2 separate regions of the Homo sapiens genome follow, and region 1 is linked to region 2. The links are chromatin loops, found by intact Hi-C in ENCODE. Cell type or tissue: gastrocnemius medialis. All regions are shown on one strand. Each heading gives the region's core, and the rest is flanking DNA. Links, peaks and the distances in the headings are about the cores only. Region 1 overlaps ARIH2 (ariadne RBR E3 ubiquitin protein ligase 2). Region 2 has its middle 23 kb from the start of IP6K2.

Region 1 (12,484 bases), core at 2,296-10,295, 210 kb after region 2:
AAATTTCCTGGAACTCGCAAAACCTTTTTTTTGAAGATAGATGTTGGTTGTGTGCTAGAAAGGGTCCTAAATGTCATATGTGCTTACCATTTCCTTCAGTAGCAGGAATTGATCTCTCTCTGGTATTTTAAGTTCTTTGTGGTCAGGGGACTCAAATGTTTGTTCCAATGACTAATTTAAACTTCTGATAGAAGACTTGCTTGAATGCGGTGGAGGGGAAGGGACTTGGTAGAAATCAGAAAATAAGTTTGTGGCTGTTATTAACAAACTTCAGGTGGACTTGCAATTTGTGATCTGAAAAATGATATCACAATCTGCTTACACTGAATAAAGCTGAAACAGAAGTAGGGCAGCAAGTCACAGAATTGCTAGTCTAAACCCACAAGCAAATTGCTATTGGAATTGCCTTACTTAAGATCCTGAACCCTGCAGCCGTCTCCTTGTAGCAAGCGGGTCAGAGGACACAGAGATTCAAAGTTTTATCTTATAAGGTAGTCTCCATTCTAAGCTGACAGTTTGATTTCAGTTCTCTAGTCTCTAACACCCTTAGACTGTGGAAGAAAGTGCCTCCAGAACAAAATGCTGAGATTGTAGATTTGCATGCTGCTAACCACGTCAGTAACAGCGACTAAAGCATTCATATTCACTTCATTACATCTCTGTGAGAAAATCTTAGCATTATTGGCCCACAGCCTGAATTTCCCCCTGGTCTTCATCCTCCATTCCTCAGTCCTGCTTGTGAAGCAGGCATAGAACTGTGTGACACATTTACTATGTTATTCATTTAAAAAACAGAAAGGAGAACTTGACTCCCAAGCAGCCATCTACTCTAGGTTTCTAGGCCAGTGTAACCAAGTGGTAACTACTGAACATGTTTTGAGGGCCTGTGTCAGATAGTATTTTCCAAAGGTCATGAGCAAACACCTTCTGTCATCCACTATAGTCTGTGCATTTTAGAGTTTCAGTCAAAAACAGACTATAGAGGATGACAGAAGGTGTTTGCTCATGACCTTTGGAAAATACAAATGACCATAAACAAAGTCCTTTTTGACATGCATGTAGCACATGCTTCCTGAAATAAAGATCTGGAAACCATCTGAGAGTATTGACATTGTAAATGCAATGGCAAAACAAAGCCATATTGGATTGAGGGCTACGGGTAATGCAGAGCAATGTGTAGGGTAAATGAGAACAGAGGAGAGAGAGCTCATTTCAAGCTGGAAAGAAAGCTCCCCAGTAGCGTCTAACCCATTGTGGTGCAGGTTTGGAGGACTCAGGGAAAGTGGGAGCATGGGCTGCGCTTGGTCTCTGCTCAGACCCCATCTTTGACTCTGTGAAAGCCTTCTCTGGACTACCCAGAAACTTGAGGGTACCCTTCACTCTTCACAATAAACTTTATGCTTGCCCCCACTTTTCTACCTTGCTCATACACTTTCCTTCCCTAGCTCCCGGTAAAATGAGAGAGTTCTTATCTTTGGGGCTTATGTTCATACTAAGGGGCAGGCACAAATGTGATTGCCCAAAGACAGTCCAGGGAGTGAGAAGGCAGGCCTAAAAGCTGTGCCTGTGGAAAAGTGATGTTGGTAAGGAGCTGGCTGAATGGGAGCAGAACATCCGGTGAAATACTCAGAAGCCTTGGTCAGGGAGATCAAGAAAGCCAGAGAAGGCCAGGCACAGTGGCTCACGCCTGTAATCCCAGCTCTTTGGGAGGCCGAGGCGGGGGGATCACCTGAGGTCGGGAGTTTGAGACCAGCCTGACCAAAATGGAGATAACCTCATCTCTACTAAAAATACAAAATTAGCCGGGCGTTGTAGCGCATGCCTATAATCCCAGCTACTCGGGAGGCTGAGGCAGGAGAATCGCTTGAACCTGGGCGGTGGAGGTTGTGGTGAGCCAAGATCGTGCCATTGCACTCCAGCCTGGGCAACAAAAGCAAAACTCTGTCTCAAAAAAAAAAAAAAAAGGAAAAAAAAAGCCAGAGAATATTGTAAAGTTATCAGCATTATAGGCCTATATGGAAATGACTTTATACTAGCACTATTATACTGTACTCTATAGTGTATACAGTCAGTTAACCTTAGTGAAAACTGTGTTAAAACTGTAAAGTGGAATTTGTTATTTTGAGGATTATAAATAAAAAGTCAAAGTATACTGTTTGATGCAGTAATATAAGGGTCAACCCTTTGTATATTGTGACGTATGATTATGTGAGTGATTGCCGTTGAATTAAATTTGACAAACTTTCCGCCCTTTTATTATGAAAAATTTAAAAGAAAGAGCTTTAAATAATTGTACAGTGGACATTCATATACTATACCATCTAGATTATATAATTGCTAATCTGTTGCTGCATTTGCTTCATCATTTATCTGTCCATCAGTCAACTCATTTTTGAAGCAGCTCTATTAAAGTTTTACATGCCATTAAACTCATCCATTTTATCTTTTTATTTTATTTTTATTTTTATTTTGTTTATTTATTTTTTTGAGACAGTCTTGCTCTGTCACCCAGGCTAGAGTGCAGTGGTGTGATCTCGGCTAACTGCAAGCTCCGCCTCCCAGGTTCACGCCATTCTCCTGCCTCAGCCTCCTGAGTAGCTGGGACTACAGGCGCCCACCACCACGCCTGGCTAATTTTTTTATATTTTTAGTAGAGATGGAGTTTCACCATGTTAGCCAGGATGGTCTCGATCTCCTGACCTTGTGATCCGCCCGCCTCGGCCTCCTAAAGTGCTGGGATTACCGGCGTGAGCCACTGCGCCCGGCCTCCTTTTTATTTTATTTTATTTTTTGAGACGGAGTTTTGCTCTTGTTGCCCAGGCTGGAGTGCAATGGCGCGATCTCGGCTCACCGCAACCTTTGCGTCCCAGGTTCAAGCGATTCTCCTGACTCAGCCTCTGAAGTAGCTGGGATCACAGGCATGTGCCACCACGCCCGGCTAATTTTGTGTTTTTAGTGCTAATTTTATATTTTTAGTAGAGATGGAGTTTCTCCATGTTGGTCAGGCTGGTCTGGAACTCCCAACCTCAGGTGATCCGCCCACCTCGGCCTCCCAGGAGTGCTGGGATTACAGATGTGAGCCACCGCGCCCGGCCGAACTCATCCATTTTAAAGTGTACCATTATTTGAGTTTTATTAAATGTATACAACTATGTAGTCATTACCATAGTCCCAGTTTTAGAACATTTCATCACCTAAAAAATTCCCGTGTTCATTTATAGTTGATCCCTGTTCCCAAGTGACTACTGATCTTCTGTCTCAGTAGTTTTGCCTTTTCTAGAAATTTCATACAATTTGAATTATACAATATGTAATCTTTTGTTACCTGGTTCTTTCTCTTAGCATAATGGTTGAGGTTCATCCATATTGTATCATGCATCAGTAGTGTGTTCTCTTTTATTGCTGAATAATGATTTTCCATTGTATGGATATGCCACATTTTGTTTACCCATTCATTTGTAAGTTGAGGGACATTGGGTTGTTTCTAATTTTGGGCTACTACGCAGTATGCTGCTGTGACCATTCATGGCCAGGGCTTAATATAGCCATGTGTTTTCATTTCTCTTGTATAGATAACTAGGAGTGGGATTGCTGGGTCACATGGTAAGTGTATGTTTAACATTTATTTATTTATTTATTTTTGAGACGGAGTCGTGCTCTGTTGCCTAGGCTGGAGTGCAGTGGCACGATCTCGGCTCACTGCAAGCTCCACCTCCTGGGTTCATGGCATTCTCCTGCCTCAGCCTCCTGAGTAGCTGGGACTACAGGCGCCCGCCGTGACGCCCGGCTAGTTTTTTGTGTTTTTAGTAGAGTCGGGGGTTTCACCGTGTTAGCCAGGATGGTCTCTATCTCCTGACCTCGTGATCCGCCTGCCTTGGCCTGGGATTACAGGTGTGAGCCATCGTGCCCAGCCGTGTTTAACATTTTAAGAAATAAACTGTTTTCCAAAGTGGCTCTACTACTTTACATTCCCACTAGCATTATGTAAGGGTTCCAGTTTCTCTGCTTCCTTGTTAGCACTTGGTATTTTAGGTCTTCTGGATTATAATCATTCTAGTGAGTGTGTAATACCTTGTGGTTTTAATTTGCATTCCCTAATGACTAGTGTCATTAACCACTAATGTAATTAATGATCTTTCCTTGTGCTTATTTGCTATTCATACATTTATTTTTTGTGGTGAAATGTCTGTTCAAATACTTTGTCTGTTTTTAAAAATTGCATTTTGTGCCTTACTGAGTTCTAAGAGAGAATTCTTTACATAGTTTGAATTATTTTATCAGATGTATGATTTGCAGATATTTTCTCCCATCCTGTTACCTGTATCTTTTTTTTTTAATCTTTTTTTTACTCCATCTAGTTCTGCTTCCTACTTTTCCATTTTCTAAATGGTGTCTTTTGAAGAGTAAAAGCTTAATTTTGATGAAGTCCAGTTTATCTTTATTTTCTTTTTTTAAAAAATTTTTCTTTTAAGGATTGTGCTTTTAGTGTCATATCTAGAAATCTTTGCCTAAACTAAGGCACAATTTTCTTCTGTGCTTTCTTTTAGCAATTTTATAGTTTTAGGTTTTACATTTAGATATGTGAACTCTTTTGAGTTAATTTTTGTGTGGTATGAAGTAATGGTCTGTGTTCTGTGTTTTGTTTGTTATGTATAAACAATTATTCAGTTGTTCCAGAACCCTTTGTTGAAAAGACTTTTTTTCTCCATTGAATTACATTGGCACCTTTGTTGAAAATTTACCATACATGTATGAGTTTCCTTTTAGACTCTGTTTTGTTCTATTGATCTATAGGTCTGTCTATTCCATTTTCTTTTTTTCCTTTTTTTACTCCATCTAGTTCTGCTTCCTACTTTTCCATTTTCTAAATGATGTCTGTTGAGTAAAAGCTTAATTTTGATGAAGTCCAGTATCTCCACTGTCTTGATTACCGTATGTAGCTTTATAGTAAGTCTTGAAGTCAGATGGTGTAAGTCTTTCAACTTTGCTCTTTTCTTTCAAGATTGCTTTGGATATTCTGGATCCTTTACATTTCTACAGATTTTGCAATCAACTATTAATTTTATTAAAAAGCTTGTGATTTTGATTGGGATTTTCATTTTGATTGGTTTTGATTGTTGTGTTCAAAATCTGTAGCTGTGCTGCCCGGTATGGTAGCTATGTGTGGCCATTGCTCATTTGAAATACAGTCAGTTTGAATTGAGATGTGCCGTAAGTCTAAAATACAGACTGGACTTAGAATGAAACAAAGGATAAAAATAGATTATCAATGCTTTTTTATGTGTTACATGTTGAAATAATACAATTTCAGATATATTAGGTTAAATAAAATAAATTATTAAAATTCACCCACTTAATTTTTCAATTTGCTGCTATATAGAAATACTTTTATGGCTCTTTCTTTGAATTCTAACATTTGGTTTTTGTATATATTGACTTTGTATTTTCTTTCTTCTTCTTTTTTTTTTTTTTTTTAATTTTTATTTTGTGACAGTGTCTTGCCCTGTCACCCAGGCTGGAGTGCAGTAGAGCTATCATGGTTCACTGCAACCTCAACCTCCCAGGTTCAAGTGATCCTTCTACCTCAGCCTCCCAGGTAGATGGGACAACAGGTTCATGTCACCATGCCCAGCTAATTTTTTGTACTTTTTGTAGAGACAGGGTTTTGCCATGTTGCCTTGGCTGGTCTTGAACTCCTGGGCTCAAGTGATTTGCCTGCCTTAGCCTCTGAAAGTGCTGGGATTACAAGCGTGAGCCAGTGTACCAGGCCAACTTTGTATTTTTTTTACCTTAGTAAATTCATAAATTCATTTATTAGTGTTTTTTTTCCCCCTGTGGAGTTTCACTCTTGTCCAGGCTTCAGTGCAATGGCAAATTTTTAAATTAAGGATTTTTGTGTCTATGTCTGTGGAATATTGGGGTTTTTTTTCTTGGTTATGTTTTATCATGGTTATGCTAACCTCATAAAATGAGTTTGGAAGAAATGTCCCTTTCTTCTCTAGTTTGTAAAAGTGTTTATGTAAAATTAGTGTTGATAGAATTCATCAGTAAAATCCCTGGGCCTGGAACTTGGTGGGAAGGGTTTCGATCATGACTTCAATGTCTTTACTATATAAAGAGCTGCTCAGTTTTTCTTTTTCATTTTGTGTCATTGTTGGTAAGTATTCTTCAAAGAACATGTTAATTTCATTTAAGATGTCAATTTTATTAGAATTAGGTTATTCATAACATTTTCTTATTTTCCCTTTAATGTCTATAAGAATTGTAGGGGGTGGTCCATCTTCTACCTCTGTTATGGATAATTTGTTTTCTCTTTTTTCCTAATTGTTCTGTTTTATCAACTTTGTTGATATTTTTAAAGAATCCATTTTTAGACTTCGTTAATTTTTGCTGTTACTTGGATTTTATTTCTTTCTCTTTTTAATTGTTACTATTTTCTTCTTTTTACTTCGTTTTAACTTAGTCATCTTTTTCTAGCTTCCCTTTTTTAGCTGTAATACACGGCAGTGACTAAATTTTTCTAGCGTCTTAGGTTAGATCTTTATGTCATTGATTTTTGGACCTTTTTTAATATATACATTTATAGTTTTAAATTTTTGTGTAGGCATTATATTAGCTGCATCTCACAAATTATGTAGTATTTTTGTTATTCAGTTCAAAACATTTTCTAATTTCTCTTTTGATTCCTGCTTTGACACAGGGGTTCTATAGAAGTATGTTCTTTAATTTCTAAATGTATGCTACAAAGAAGGGCATTATTGGTAGCTGACAGTTAAGAGAAACATATGGGGGTTCTGGAATCATTCAGTGAATTGCTGTGGGGAGGAATTAGGTGATGGGTCCTGAAGACTCTCTTCTACTAAGGCATATAAAGTTTGTCCTGTCAATACTGGAGAGCAGTGATGGGTTTTAAACAAGGTAGGAACTGATCCTGGCAAGAGTTAAGGGATCTGCAAGAATTGTGTTATTATTACTGTTGCATAAGGGTGTCAGGAAGCTCATCCTGAGGATGATGGAGTGGAAGGGATATACATTAAGATGCCTTTCCATGTGAGTGAGGCCCTTCTGATGGGAGTGCTGAGGAGAGGAAGAACTAGAGATTGGACACTGGAGTGGTGATGATGGGAGAGGGTAAAGTGGTTAAGGAAGAGTGAGACGTGGAGGAAAAGGCCAACAGTCCTACCTTGAGAGGAGTGGGAATGTGGTGCCCCCCACTGGCAAGATGGGGATACAAGAGGAAGAGCACAGAGTACCTGAACAGGTGCTGCAAAAGACATCATAGAGATCAAGAGGGGGTCATTAAGGCAGAAGGAAGTTAAGTGTCTGATTTCTGTCAGCAAGATAAGGTATGAGAAATGTTTGAATTTGGCAACAAGGGAGTTTATATTGCCTGGTATATGTGCATAAAGAAAGAATATCTTAGTATTTCTACTGTCAGCAATTTTTTTTTTTTTAAACGCAGTCTCGTTCTTGTCACCCAAGCTAGAGTGCAGTGGCGCGATCTTGGCTCACTGCAACCTCTGCTTCTCGAGTTCAACCGATTCTCATACTTCAGCTTCCCAAGTAGCTGGGATTACAGGTGCCCACCACTATGCCCGGCTAATTTTTATATTTTTAGTAGAGACAGGGTTTCACTATGTTGGCCAGGCTGATCTCAAACTCCCGACCTCAGGTGACCTGCCCGCCTCGGCCTCCCAAAGTGCTGGCATTACAGGTGTAAGCCACCGCGCCTGGCCAGCAATTCTGAGTAGATTGAAATTCATCAATTGAAATCAACATCTTATCAAATTATGAGCCAAACTGAATTAAAATCAGGAATAATCTGTGAATTTTTAATTTATGATTTTGGCAGTTAGACCCCATAAGCTTTGAAAAGTATTATAGTTATTAAACATGATTATTCATTTTCTTTTTTTTATTTTTTATTTTAGACGGAGTCTCGCTCTGTCTCCCAGGCTGGAGGGCAGTGGTGCGACCTCGGCTCACTGCAAGCTCCGCCTCCCGGGTTCACGCCATTCTCCTGCCTCAGCCTCCTGAGTAGCTGGAACTACAGGTGCCTCACAACGCCCGGCTAATTATTTGTATTTTTAGTAGAGACGGGGTTTCACCGTGTCAGCCAGGATGGTCTCGATCTCCTGATCTCATGATCCGCCCACCTGGCCTCCCAAAGTGCTGGGATTACAGGTGTGAGCCACCACGCCCAGCCATTATTCATTTTCTTGAAACAGTGTCTTGCTGAGTCACCCCGGCTGGAGCGTAGTGGCGTGATCATGGCTCACTGCAGCCTCTACCTCCTGGGCTCAAGCGATCCTCCTACCTTAGCCTCCTGAGTAGCTGGGACTACAGGCACATGCCACCATGCCCAGCTAATTAAAAAAAAAATGTTTTGGCTGGGCGTGGTGGCTCACACCTGTAATCCCAGCACTTTGGGAGGCCGAAGCGGGTGGATCACCTGAGGTCTGGAGTTTGAGACCAGCCTGGCCAACATGGTGAAACACTCTCTACTAAAATACAAAAATTAGCCGGGAGTGGTGGCAGGTGCCTGTAATCACCGCTACTTGGGAGGCCGAGACAGGAGAATCGCTTGAACCTGGGAGGCGGAGGTTGCAGTGAACCAAGATCGCGCCATTGCATTCCAGCGTGGGGACAGGAGCGAGACTTTGTCGCAAAAAAAAGAAAAGGCCGGGCTTGGTGGCTCACGCCTGTAATCCGAGCACTTTGGGAGGCCGAGGCAGGCGGATCACAAGGTCAGGAGATCGAGACCATCCTGGCTAACACTGTGAAACCCCCGTCTCTACTAAGGCATCGTGGTGGGCACCTGTAGTCCCAGCTACTCAGGAGGCTGAGGCAGGAGAATGGCGTGAACCCGGGAGGCAGAGCTTGCAGTGAGCCAGGATCGCACTACTGCACTCCAGTCGGAGCAACAGAGTGAGACTCTGTCTCAAAAAAAAAAAAAAGTTTTTTTCTACGTATAGGATCTCACTATTTGCCCAGGCTGGTCTCAAACTTCTGAATTCAAGTAATCCTGCCACCTTGGCATCCCAAAGTGCTGAGATTACAGGCTTGAGCCACCACACCCAGCCTGTAAGTATTCTTTACTCATGGTTTTGTGAATGTACAAAATGACTGTCAAAGAGATTCCACCATCTTAGGGTTTGCTCTTTAAACAGGGATGAGATTTCCTCTGGGGAATAGTGGAAATGAATTGGAGAATGGGTTTGCTGGAAACAGTAACCTAATGAATGGTACCCTTTTTGGCCCTTGATATGGAGGGAACAATAGATACCTTTTTTATCTCTGATTAGAGACTCAGATTACTCAGTAATTATCTTGAGACTCCTTTTGGACAAGAAACTTTCTAGTTTTTAATTTCTAGTTTTTTCCTCAGTTAATGTTTCTAGAAATAGAAAAAGCATTCATAGTGCCGGGTGTGGTGGCTCATGCCCATAATCCCCACACTTTGGGAGGCCGAGGCAGGATGATCACTTGAGGTCAGGAGTTCGAGACCAGCCTGGCCAACATGGTGAAATCCCATCTCTAGTAAAAATACCAAAAATAGCTGGGCGTGGTGTTGAGTGCCTGTAATCCCAGCTACTTGGGAGGCTGAGGCAGGAGAATCACTTGAACCCGAGAAGCAGAGGTTGCAGTGAGCCAGCGTCGCGCCACTGTACTCTAGCCTGGGCGACAGAATGACACTCCATCTCAACAGAAACGAAAAAGAAAAAGCATTCATAAATAAATAGGACTTTTAATCCTCTGGTTACATGTTGATCTAATAGAACTGCAAGTTTCTTCTGAACACCACATTGGTCACATGTGTTCCTTCTAAGTCATTAGTCTTTTTTTTTTTTTGGCTTACATTGGTTGTTTACTACCCTGGATCCATTTTTCTTTTGGAAAAGATTTGGCCTTTTCTTTATAAGTTGTCTTGATAATACTTAATCCTAACTACCAACAGGTTGTTAGCTCCTTCATTACAACAGCCCAGCAAGAGCTCTTCTTGATTCTACTGAAAGGTTTTCTCTTCACAATTGAACAAATTATAAAGGGTAACAAGGGGACAGGGGGTGAAGGACTCAGTTATGAAAGTGTTGACTGTGATAGATTCTAAATGGATTGTTGAGCTCTTTCAAGCATTAAAGACTAATGGTGTGAATACTAGTTCGTTCCTTAGAAAGCTCAGCTGTTTGTACTCAGACAGATTTTTACCTTTAATCTGGCTTAATATTGTTTAGAAGATTTGTTTTGGCCCTCCTGCCAGGAGGCCAAGATGGCTCAAGGTGGCCACTGCTTCCTCTGGAAAACTGCTGGGGAGTTGAGATGGGGGTTCAGTCAGTTCTCTCTTGTGACCCAAATCAGGGAGAAGGTAGCCTCCTTGCTGAGACTACCTTTTAGAATATATTATTCTAGAGTATCATTTTCTCACTGTTTTTCTCCATCTCTGTGCTGCTTTTGCTCAGAGGACTCTGGGGAATCTGGCTTTCCTGTAGATCCTTCCTGGTGTCCATTACTGGATGAGGTGCAGTGACACTACATTTTCCCTTAATTAGTGGTCTCAGAATCTCATCAGGTTTGTAGTAGATTTTTGAGAGAGAGAGTCTCCAATCTTCTGTGTACTATCAACCTAATATGTGTAATTATCTCCTTTACTTTTTTTTTTTTTGAGACGGAGTCTCACTCTGTCACCGAGGCTGGAGTGCAGTGGTACCATGTCGGCTCACTGCAACCTCCATCTCCTGGGTTCAAGCAATTCTACTGCCTCAGCCTCCCGAATACCTGGGATTACAGGCGCCCGCCACAACACCCAGCTAATTTTTATATTTTTAGTAGAGACGGGGTTTCACCGTGTTGGCCAGGCTGGTCTCGAACTCCTGACCTCAGGTGATCCGCCTGCCTCTGCCTCCCAAAGTGCTGGGGTTACAGACGTGAGCCACTGCGCCCGGCACTTTTTTTTTTTTTTTTTTTTTTTTTTTTTTTTTTAAGAGACAGGGTTTTGCTGTGTTGCCAGGCTGGCTGTGGTGTTGAACTCCTGGGCTAAGCAATTCTCCCGCCTCAGCCTCCTGAGTAGCTGGGACCACAGGCATGAACCACTGTGCCTGGCAGTCACCCCCACCTTGATGTGGGGATCCCAGTAGTGTCTCTTACAGAAGGCTGCTGGGAGATGCATACAGCTGACGTGTGTGTGTGTGTGTGTGTGTGTGTGTATTTATTTTTTATTTTTTTGAGATGGAGTTTTGCTCTATCACCCAGGCTGGAGTGCAGTGGCACGATCTCGGCTCACTGCAACCTCTGCCTCCCGGGTTCAAGCGATTCTCCTGCCTCAGCCTCCTGATTTCCCAAGTAGCTGGGATTACAGGCGCCCGCCACTACGCCCAGCTAATTCTTGTATTTTTATTAGAGACGGGGTTTCACCATGTTGGCCACAACTTAGCTGGTCTCAAACTCCTGACGTCAAGTGATCTGCCCGCCTCGGCCTCCCAAAGTGCTGGGATTATAGGCACGAGCCACTGTGCCTGGCCTATCCTATACGTATTGATGTCCTCTTGGCTGTTGCCATTAAAAGAATAGATTTACACCTCACCACTGTCCATTTTATAAAGTGGTAGGCATATCTCCCTTCACATTGTTTGTTCTCACCAGAACTCAGCTCTGCTGGGATATTCTGAGTTGGTCATTATCAGACTTGTAATCATTAGGAAATTCTTGGCTTCAGTAGAGGGTTATGTTGTTATCTGTAGGTGAGCACTACCTAGTGTGTTAATTCTGAGGCTTCACTGTGGCTGTTGGTGCTGTTGAAATCAAGAGATCAGTGTTAAACCTTCTTGACCTTTCTAATGAAACAACAAAATTTTATTTTAAATCCACAGCTTAAAGACATACCATTTAATAATCAGCATTTGTTGAATGGCTACCCAGTGTCCAGTCCATTTCTGGGCTTTGTGGATCTGTGAGTCAACCCTGACCCCTGTTCTTAGTGTAAAGGGCCCATCTGTAGTGAAAAAAGACGGCAGCTGTTGGACATGGTCAGAATTCCTCTGAGTTACTAGGTGGCATAGTATCTTTGCTAGGACTTGGTGGTCATGCATAATGAGACATGTAGAAGTCAGAACAGAAAGCATGGTGTAAGGCTGATTGGGCCCCACTGGGTATGAGAAGAAAGAAAAGGTTCCAGCAGGGAGTTCATCTAAAACAGTATCACTTCATTGTTTTTGTTTGTTTGTTTGTTTGTTTGTTTTTGAGACAGAGTCTTACTCTGCTGTCGCCCAGGCTGGAGTGCAGTGGCGCGATCTCAGCTCACTACAACCTCCGCCTCCCGGGTTCAAGCGATTCTCCTGCCTCAACTTCCCGAGTAGCTGGGACTACAGGCACCTACCACCACACCCAGCTAATTTTTGTATTTTTAGTAGCGACGGGATGTCACCATATTAGCCAAACAGGTCTTAATCTCCTGGTCTTGTGATCCACCTGCCTTGGCCTCCCAAAG
Region 2 (10,701 bases), core at 476-8,475:
TTAAACAGATGCTTGGAGACAGCATGCTCGTTAAGAGTCATCACCACTCCCTAGTCTCAAGTAGGCAGGGACACAAACACTGCGGAAGGCCGCAGGGTCCTCTGCCTAGGAAAACCAGAGACCTTTGTTCACTTGTTTATCTGCTGACCTTCCCTCCACTATTGTCCTATGACCCTGCCAAATCCCCCTCTGCGAGAAACACCCAAGAATGATCAATAAAAAAAAAAAAAAAGAAAGAAAACAGCTTTGTTGAAGAGGCGGTGTTAGGGCTCTGTGACTGCTCCTGCAGAGCAGGGCTATCCCTTGGGCAGAGAGTAGCAGCTCAGGGCAGTTTTGCAGTCATATTTATATCCACTTTTAATTGCATGCAGATTAAGGAGCTGTTTAAGCAGAAATCTCTAGGGAAGAGGTAGTAACTTTTGGGTCATTGGATCATTGCCACGGAAAGAGGCAGTAAGTCCTGGGTGTTGCCATGGCAATGGTAAATTGAAAGCACGTTGGTGGGTATGTCTGATTGAAAGCCTCTTCCTCCCCAGGCCCTGTTTTAGCTAGTCCTCAATCTAGTGCAGCGTCCGAGCCCCACCTCTGGAGTCAAGTACCCACCTCCTACCTAAGTTCTTTTTTTATTTTTATTTTTAAATAGAGACTGGGTCTATATGTTGCCCAGGCTGGTCTTGAACTTCGGGGCTCAAGTGATCTTCCCACCTTGGCCTCCCAAAGTACTGGGATTACAGGTGTGAGTCACTGTATCTGGATCCTGTTTTAGTTCTATCAACTTTTCTAACCTAGATTCAGATATCACACAGTATAATTTCTGCCCCATTCTATTCAATAGAAGCAGTCACTGAAGCTGGCCCATATTTAAGGAGAGGGAGCTTAGATTCCACTTTTTGTGGGAAGAGTATAAAAATATTTGTGGACAGGTTTTATATTATCATCAAAAAGAAGGAACTGGGATAATGCCACTTCATTTGGAGGGCCTGCCACAAAGTTGGAATGAGTAAGAAAAGTGAGATGCAGAAAAGTATGTACAAAATAACCTAAATGTGTACAACAAAGACAAACCACTTTGTGTGAATATGTGTATGCTTTTTTTTTTTTGAGACAGAGTCTCATGATGTCTCCCTGGCTGGAGTGCAATGGCGTGATCTCTCTTAGCTCACTGCAACCTCCGCCTCCCAGTTTCAAGCGATTCTTGTGCCTCAGCCTCCCGAGTAGCTGGGACTACAGGCATGCACCACCATATCCAGCTAATTTTTTGTATTTTAAAAACATTATTTATTTAATTTTTAGATGGAGTTTCGCTCTTGTCACCCAGGCTGGAGTGCAGTGGCACAATCTCGGCTCATTGCAACCTCTCTGCCTCCTGAGTTCAAGTGATTGTCCTGCTTCAGCCTCCCAAGAAGCTGGGATTACAGGCGCCTGCCACCATGCGCAGCTAATTTTTTGTATTTTTAGTAGAGACAGGGTTTCGCCATGTTGGGCAGGCTGGTCTTTAACTCCTGACCTCAGGTGATCCACCTGCCTCAGCCTCCCAAAGTGCTGGGATTACAGGCGTGAGCCACTTGCACCTGGCCGTGTGTATGCTTTTATAATTATATAAGCCAGGAGAAAAGTAGGGAACATACAGTTTGTAAACATGGGTTGCAGAAAATGGTGATAGAAGGGAGGGAAAGGAAAAGAGGAAAAGATAAAAGATTTAAAGGACAGCAGTTATGATGGGTTCTCTCTTATGCAATTAATTATAGGTATATATTTAGCTGGAGGAACGAAGAAATTCTTTAGAGAGGCATCCTTAGGTGACAGAAAGATTAAGAAAATCAAGGAAGTGATGACCTCCTTATCTTAAAACTCAGGATAGGGTAGGGAGGGGTGACTGGTGGGCCACAAGGGGGTGCTGCAGGGCACTGGGAATGTTTTTCATCTGTGTTGGGTTTCTGTTTGGTCTGTGAAAAATAATTGAGCAAAACATCTTTGTTTTATGTACTTTTATGTATTTGTTATATCCTACACTTTAAAAAATTAAATTAAAAAAACAAAACCTGCTGGGCATGGTGGCTCACACCTGTAATCCCAGCACTTTGGGAGGCTGAGGCAGGCGAGTCACTAGGACAGGAGTTCAAGAACAGCCTGGCCAAAATGGTGAAACCCCGTCTCTACTAAAAATACAAAAAATTAGCTGGGTGTGGTGGCACACACCTGTAGTGCCAGCTACTCGAGAGGCTGAGGCAGGAGAATCGCTTAAATCTGGGAGATGGAGGTTGCAGTGAGCTGAGACTGTGCCATTGCACTCTAGCCTGGGTGACAAAGCAAGACTCTGTCTCAAAAAACAAACAAAACCAAAAGCAAAGCAAAATTTGCATAAGGTTCCCAGTGGTTGCAGTGAAGGGACAGTAGATAGGCCTTGGCCTGGACCATTTACGCCTTTGCAAGGCTGGAAGGAAGTTACATGAGCACTCAGCCGAGGGCTAATGTGGCAAAAGTCACATTTCAAAAATAAGACTCTGGCTGTTAATCCTAGAGGGTAATTAAGACTGGGACTAAAGCCAAGTATTAAGTCCAAGGAGGGGAAAGCACTGGAGGGATTTTAAAGAAGAGTTGGGATCTGAGAGTGGACAGATTAGAGGTGATGGCAGTTGGAGACTTCTTCAGGACAGAAGGGTGGTACAACTGGAGAGGGAGTACTGATGAAAAATAAGAGGATGGGCCGGGTGTGGTGGCTCATGCCTGCAATCCCAGCACTTTGGGAGGCCAAGGCGGGCGGATCACATGAGATCAGGAGTTCCAGACCAGACTGGCCAACATGGTGAAGTCCTGTCTCTACTAAAAATACAAAATTAGCAGGACGTGGTGGCCTGCACCTGTAATCCCAGCTATTCAGGAGGCTGAGGTAGGAGAATCCATTGAACCTGGGAGGTGGAGGTTGCAGTGAGCCGAGCTCGTGCCACTGCACTCCAGCCTGAGCAACACAGCGAGACTCCATCTCAAGAAAAAAAAAAAAAAAGACAATATTTGGGACAGCTGTTTCATAGCCTTAGTGGAGATGTCAAGCAGTGGGACAACTAGTTCAGGGTGAAGTGTCCCAGCTGGAAGTATAAATTCAGAGAGAGCAGCATGGTGATAACACTCAAAGCCACACTGTTCCTGACAAAATTCCCTAAGGAGGGAGGGAGGGAGAAGAGCCCAGAGTACAGTCTTGGGTCACTCCAACATTTAACTATGTGTAGTTAAAGGTGGCAACAGAGATGAGGATGATCATAAGAGCTGGAAGGAAAACCAGGAGGGCTGAATGATTCCTGAGAATGTGGTCCTTGAAGCAGGAGGGAGAAGTCAATCCCAGTGAATTTTGCTGGGATTCCAGAGAGCTAGTATGTGCACTGGTTTTGTCAGCGGAAGTCACTGGGGACTGTGCCATGGGCTGTGGCAAGAATGGGAGGTGAGGAAGGGTAATGGCAACCACAGGCAAGTTTCAGAATGGGGCAGGAGCTAGAGGAGGATGGTGGGGAGCAAAGAGGGAGACCGGAGTTTCTGACCCATGGCAAGTCATTGCTGAGGGAGGCAGAGGTGCGAGAGGTTGGAGGACAGGGCTCTAGGGCCAGGCAGCAAGCACTGCAATGGTTTTGGAGATGAAGGGTACAGGTGAGATGCTGAGCACAGACCTCACCTCCAGGATGTAGGTCTTCAGGCCCCTGGCAGAGATGGGCCTCTGATCCCCAAAGAGGACCTCCAAAGGTGGAGGGGGCAAGAGTCTGATGAGGAGGTAGAGGGGTGCTTCTGCACTCCAGGTTCCTTTTCCTGCCCATTCCTTAAACCCGCTGGCTGTTCTTGCTCACCCCCACTCCCTCCTGCCTGGAGTCAGCCCAGGGCCTCCAGCGCTGAAGAACTGGACAGGCAGCTCAGCTCGGAGTTGGGAACACAATGGTCCCACTCGGGCAGAGGTGGGGCTAAGGTCTCTGATGACCCTCAGCTGCACCCACAGCCCTGGGACGTGGGCCATGCAGAGAGGGGTTGGTGGCAAATAATTCCTAGATTTTTTTTTTCCAGAACAAAAGACAGGAAAATTACCAAGAAAAGGATCCCACAAGGCCAGGGTTGGGAGGGTTCCTAGTATATCCTGGACACACACACCCTGTCCCCAGCACGTCCAGGCAGGACAAAGCTGGAGGGGCCAGCTGAGGTATTCCCATTGTGCTAGAAGCCCGCCCAGTGTCAGTGGGCCCCACCCCTGCACTCTTAATATGCCCTTGCATGCACCTGGCCCTTGAACTAGTTCCCCAGTGCCAAGTGAGGGCCTTCCCGGTTTTCAGTTGTGAGGCCAGCTCTGCGTTAGGGGTGGGGGCTGCTTTTGCTGTAAGCCAGAGATACAAACCTTGAGGTGAGCACAAAGGCAGAGACCACAGCAGCGAGTGGACCCCAGACAATTGATTGCAGTTGGGTCTTGGCCCAGCCCAGGTAGGCAAGGGACTCAGGCAATGCCAGGGTCAGTGGGAGTGGACATCCTCCCATAAGCCTGCCATCTTCGTACACAGCTGCAAGCGGAGGCCCAGGATGAGGGTCCCAACCCGTTTTTGTCTGGCTAGACTGAGACAGGAGCTGTCAGCCAGGTGGAACCATCTTGAGTCCCGAGGGAGGTGCAGCGCCCCAAGCTCAGAGTCTGAGGGTCACATGCTCTTCCACCCAGCTATGCTCTGGTTGGAAAAGAGCTCAGGGACCCAGTGCCACCAAGGCTGGAGCTTCCTGGAGAACAACCCCTCGTGTGGGGTCTGGGCTGAGACTTGGAAGGTCAGCGGGGGCCCTGAGCCAGCGCGCAGCCTCATTTGTCACCCTGGGCTTGGGGCCGGCTGCACAGTTCTGGGGCAGGATGCTGGGAGCTCCAGGACAGCCCGGCCCCTGCTGGCCAAAGTGGCAAAATGCAGTACTGCCACTCACGCGTGCTTCCAGCATGTCCCGCGTCCCAGGCTTACCCGTCCCAAAGGCCTTCTCCCTACCTGGCCACAGGCCAAGACTCAGCTCACAGCAGACATGGGAGTGTGTACTGCAGCTGTCCACTCGTGCCCACGCCAGCAGTTTCAGAATGAAAGTGAACAGTTTGACCATCACTGGATGTTATACTCTAAAGTGCTGGTTTGCTTATCTGGTGGGTCTAGATTTTAGCTCCTTTTTATCTGTTTAGCAGACAAAAAACAACTGCACACACCTCCCCTCCTTCCGGGAGTTGGAGGACCTAGCCAGAAAGGGTATTGCTGGATCCTGGCTTATAGCAGAGTACACAGTGACCTTTGTCCCCTGGCTCAGTGCAGTTCTGCAGAGGGAGGAAGGGGTAGGCCCATGGCCAAGAAGGCTACAGGGGATTTGGCTGGTATCTTCTGTTTCAGCAGCCTTCCCCAATAGCTGCCTGTCAAATGTGCATTTGTCTGCCTATCAGCATAGACTGACTGGTGAAGAGTCCTGCTGGTTTTCCTAGTGGGTAGTGCCAATCCTCTGGTCTCATACTGTAGCCTGGCTAGCCTCCTGCCCTGTGGTGTACAAATGGGCTGGGCACGCCTAACTTTGTGTACTGAAAGACATGCCAGATAAATGGTTTTATAGAACAGAAAGAAATGCCCACAAGATCAAGGATTCTGGTTGGGAAGAAGTGAGAGGGAGGGTTAGAAATGTTGTAAGTGGCTGGGCGCGGTGGCTCACACCTGTAATCCCAGCACTTTGGGAGGCCGAAATGGGTGGATCACTTGACGTCAGGGATTCGAGACCATCCTGGCCAACATGGTGAAACCCCATCTCTACTAAAAATACAAAAATTAGCTGGGCGTGGTGGCGCATGCCTGTAATCCCAGCTACTCGGGAGGTGGAGGCGGGAGAATTGCTTGAACCCGGGAGGCGGAGGAGGTTGCAGTGAGCCAAGATCACGCCACTGCACACTCCAGCCTGGGCAACAGAGTAAGACTGTCTCAAAAAAAAAAAAATTCACACATAAGAGACACCTTCAACTGGGCGCAGTGGCTCACGCCTGTAATCCCAGCATTTTGGGAGGCCGAAGCGGGCGGATCACCTCAGGTCTCTACTAAAAATACAAAATTAGCTGGGCGTGGTGGCACATGCCTGTAATTCCAGCTACACTAGGAGGCTGAGGCAGAAGAATTGCTTGAACCCGGGAGGCGAAGTGCAGTGAGCCAAGATTACGCCATTGCACTCTAGCCTGGGCAACAAGAGCGAGACTCTGTCTCAAAAAAAAAGAGACACCTTCAGAAAAATTTGATTCCTAGCACCTGACCTCACAGAAGGCAATTGAGGCCAGAAATGCATTGCTGGCCAAACTTTCTCATGATGTTTAGAATAACTAGCATAAAGATCACAATTTCTGGCTGGGCGCAGTGGCTCACGCCTGCAATCCCAGCACTTTGGGAGGCTGAGGCGGGCGAATCATTTGAGCTCAGGAGTTCCAGAGCAGCCTGGCCAACATGGTGAAACCCTGTCTCTACTAAAAATACAAAAATTAGCTGGGCATGGTGGTGGGTGCCTGTAATCCCAGCTTCTTGGGAGGCTGAAGCAGGACAATCACTTGAACTAAGGAGGCAGAGAGGTTGCAATGAGCCGAGATTGTGCCACTGCACTCTGGCCTGGGCGACAAGAGTGAAACTCTGTCTCAAAAAAAAAAAAAAAAAAGATGACAGTTTCTGAGGAGTCCCTACCTGGGGGGAGTCCTTCAAATCTTAAATCTAGTTGTTCTTGGCCAGGCGCAGTGGCTCATGCCTATAATCCCGGCACGTTGGGAGGACAAGGAGGGCGGATCATGAGGTCAGGAGTTCAAGACCAGCCTGGCCAACATAGGGAAACCCCGTCTCTACTAAAAATACAAAACTTAGCTAGGCGTGGTGGCGCATGCCTGTAGTCCCAGCTACTTGGGAGGCTGAGGCAGGAGAATCGCTTGAACACGGAAGGCGGAGGTTGCAGTGAGCTGAGATCACACCACTGCACTCCAGCCTAGGTAACAGAGTGAGACTCTGTCTCAAAAAACAAAACAAAATACAACAAAACAAAACAAAAAACTAGCTGTTCTCCTTTCACTGCTCCCCCAGAATGCTTCTATAAACAGAATTGTATGATGCAAGGTAGAGCAGCAAGGGACATCACATGCTTGCGTGTCTAGGTTACTCATTTTATGAAGACACAACAGCAGCCCAGAGAGAAAAGAGTAGCATGACTAAGGACAACAGACACTAGAAGCATAATCATCCTTGAGATAGGAGAGGGGCTGCTATCTGCATGAGTCCAGAAATGTGGAGGAACAGGCCCGGAGCGGCAGCTCACGCCTGTAATTCCAGCACTTTGGGAGGCTGAGACTGGCGGATCACCTGAAGTCAGGAGTTTGAGACCAGCCAGGCCAACATGGTGAAACCCCATTTCTATAAAAATACAAAAATTAGCCAGGTATGGTGGCACACGCCTGTAATCCCAGCTACTCGGGAGGCTGAGGCTCGAGAATCACTTGAACCCGGGAGGCGGAGCTTGCAGTGAGCTGAGATCGTGCCACTGCACTCAAAAAAAAAAAAAAAAAAAAGAGAGAAACATGGAGGATAAACTCCACGGGCACTGGATGAAAGCTCCAGGAATCACCTGATAGATCTCAGTACCATTATTGTTGCTAATTCTTGGGGTTTAAACACAGGGTTAGAAACATTCACAGCTGGTCATCAGGATTTATTCAATGAACAAATGAGCTTAGGCAGACCTAACTTCTAACATTCCAAGTTAGAACTTGGTAATACTTGTCTGAATTCACAACTGATTAGTAGGTTCCTGGTCAACACTCAGCATTTTTTTTTCTTTTTTTGAGACGGAGTCTCACTCTGTTGCCAGGCTGGAGTGCAGTGGCACGATCTCAGCTCACTGAAAACTCCGCCTCCGAGGTTCAAGCGATTCTCCTGCCTCAACCTCCCGAATAGCTGGGACTACAGGCGCATGCCACCACGCCCAGATAATTTTTGTACTTTTATTTATTTTTTTCTTTGAGATGGAGTCTTGCTCTGTTGCCCAGGCTGGAGTGCAGTAGCACGATCTCGGCTCACTGCAACCTTCGCCTCCCAGGTTCAAGTGATTCTCCTGCCTCAGCCTCCTGAGTAGCTGGAATTACTGCACACCATCACACCCGGCTAATTTTTGTATTTTCAGTAGAGACGGGGTTTCACCATGTTGGTCAGGCTGGTCTCGAACTCCTGACCTCATGTTCTGCCCACCTCGGCTTTCCAATGTGTCGGGATTACAGGTGTGAGCTACTGTGCCCGCCCTAATTTTTGTATTTTTAGTAGACGCGGGGTTTCACTACGTTGGCCAGGATGGTCTTGATCTCTTACCCTCATGGTCCGCCTGCCTCGGCCTCCCAAGGTGCTGGGATTACAGGCGTGAGCCACAGCACCTGGCCAACACTCCACATTTTATTTATATATCAGAAAACAATCAGGTAACAGTATGTATCACTGGCCATGATTTGTCTCTAGAGAGAATGGGTAAAGGAAGCAAAATTTATACTTAATATGATGCTTTGTTAAGTGACCCCAATTTCCTCCCACTTTTTAATACTGTTTTAATTGTTGTTATAAAATTAAGTGATTCCCTATCACTATATACTCAGGTAATATATTCAGGTAACTTTGATGGGACAAATTTCTAGCTTCCTGTTAGGACACACTAACATAGTCCTCATGTAATGTTCCCTCTTCAAGGCTGAGACTACGGATGATATGATCTTGACATTGTCCTGGAATGTCTTATGTCATAGCAGTACTACCACGAAAACAAAACCACAATTTTGTTTTTTCCTTTTGGTGGAGAATGGGGTCTCGTTACGTTGCCCAGGCAGGTCTCGGACTCCTGGGCTCGAGCTATCCTCCTGCCTCTGCCTCCCTAAGAGCTGGGATTATAGGCGTGAGCCACTGTGCCCAGCCACAATTTTTTTTTAATTAAAAAAAATTTTTTAGAGATGCGGTTTCATGATCGAGACCATCCTGGCTAACACGGTGAAACCCTGTCTCTACTGAAAAAAAAAAAAAATTAGCCGGGCATGGTGGTGGGCGCCTGTAGTCCTGGCTACTCGGGAGGCTGAGGCAAGGAGAATAGCATGAACCCAGGAGGTGGAGCTTGCAATGAGCCAAGATCACGTCACTGCACTCCAGCCTGGGCGACAGAGCAAGACTCTGTCTTTAAAAAAAAAAAAGAGCGAGAGATGCGGTTTCACTATGTTGCCCAGGCTGGTCTTAAACTCCTGGGCTCAAGCGATCCTCCCACTTCAGCCTCCCAAAGGGCTGAGATTACAGGAGTGAGCCACCATGCCTGGCTGACATTTAATTTTTAAAGCTTTCAAACAAAGACACTTTGGTTTTTAGAGGGTTCAGCTACCAGTTTATTGGGCCCTAGTGAGTCCCAAGATTTCCATCTACCAGTTGCTTGGGTCCTAGATTTCATATGCTCCCACAGTTGGCCCTTTGGTACAGGCAGGTGTCTCTGTCCAAATGTGGGCAAGATCAAACTGCAACAAGGCGCTTCCTTTGGTCACCTGAAAAGAAATTGTAGGTACAGTGGGCTGTCACAGCATCCTTGCTAGTTCTGGTTATAGCCATGTCACAGAGAAGGAAATTATGTAAATAATATTGAGTGACAGATGTTTTCTACTTTTTTTTTTAAACGGAGTCTCACTCTGTTGCCCAGGCTGGAGTGCAGTGGCGCAATCTTGGTTCACTGCAACCTCTACCTCCTGGGTTCAAGCAATTCTCCTGCCTCAGCCTCCTGAGTAGTTGGGATTACAGGCACCCGCCACCACACCTGGATAATATTTGTATTTTTAGTAGAGACGGGGTTTCACCATGTTGGCCAGGCTGGTTTTAAACTCCTGACCTCAAATGATCCACCTGCCTCAGCCTCCCAAAGTCCTGGGATTATAGGCATGAGCAACCGCACCCAGCCTTTTTTTTTTTTTTTTTCAGACACCGTGCCAGGCTATTTTTTATTTTTTGTAGAGACAGGGTCTTACTATGTTGCCCAGGCTGGTTTCAAACTTCAATGATCCTCCTGCCTTAGCCTCCCAAAGCACCTGGATTACAGGTGTGAGCCACCATACCCAGCTCTGCTGGGTTTCATTGGTGAGTTTGTCTTCCTGGCAAGGGATATACAGGATACCCTTGCACATCATCCACAACCATTCAAATACCATGTTGTGATTGCTAATTTTATGTGTTAACTTGACTGGGCCACAGTGTGCCCAGATATTTGATCCAACATTATTCCAGATGTTTCTGTGAGGGTGTTTTTGGATAAGGTTTTTTTTTTTTTTTTTTTTTTTTGAGACTGAGTTTCACTCTTGTCGCCCATGCTGGAGTGAGTGGAATGATGCAATCTCGGCTCACTGCAACCTCCACCTCCTGGGTTCAAGTGACTCTCCTACCTCAGCCTTCCAAATGGCTGGGATTATAGGAATGTGCCACCATACCTGGCTAATATTTGTGTTTTTAGTAGAGACTGGGTTTCACCATGTTGGCCAGGCTGGTCTCAAACTCCTGACCTCAGGTGATCCGCCCACCTCCACCTCCCAAAGTGCTGGGATTACAGGTCTGAGTCATCGTGCCCAGCCTGGATAAGATTAACATTTAATTTGGTATAGAAGTAAAGTAGATGACCTTCCCTAATGTGTGTGGGCCTCATCCAATCAGT

What was found. Hi-C counts contacts between places; a loop is a spot of excess contacts. Peaks named below come from ENCODE experiments on the same cell type or tissue, not always from the same donor. Only the 100,000 strongest peaks of a DNase experiment are listed, where the experiment ranks them.
Region 1: a loop joins it to region 2, with 3 times the contacts of the local background. A loop is called at or near these places in 16 of 110 quality-filtered maps.

What each region holds. Positions count from the first base shown.
Region 1 is chr3:48,945,494-48,957,977 of GRCh38, forward strand. The region is part of intron 3 of ARIH2 (ariadne RBR E3 ubiquitin protein ligase 2); the gene reads left to right. Among named protein-coding and RNA genes, the nearest start is that of ARIH2OS, 32 kb to the left of the region's middle. RefSeq lists an enhancer at 618-787. In gastrocnemius medialis, for the core only: a CTCF peak has its summit at 7,207 (motif pointing left); no DNase peak of the experiment used is centred there; H3K4me3 peaks cover 351 bases; H3K27ac peaks cover 3,235 bases.
Region 2 is chr3:48,735,218-48,745,918 of GRCh38, forward strand. It overlaps a transcript of PRKAR2A not described here. Among named protein-coding and RNA genes, the nearest start is that of IP6K2, 23 kb to the left of the region's middle. RefSeq lists a silencer at 2,329-2,418. In gastrocnemius medialis, for the core only: CTCF peaks have their summits at 1,888 (motif pointing right) and 4,902 (motif pointing left); DNase peaks (open chromatin) are centred at 4,954 and 5,314; H3K4me3 peaks cover 1,113 bases; H3K27ac peaks cover 6,464 bases.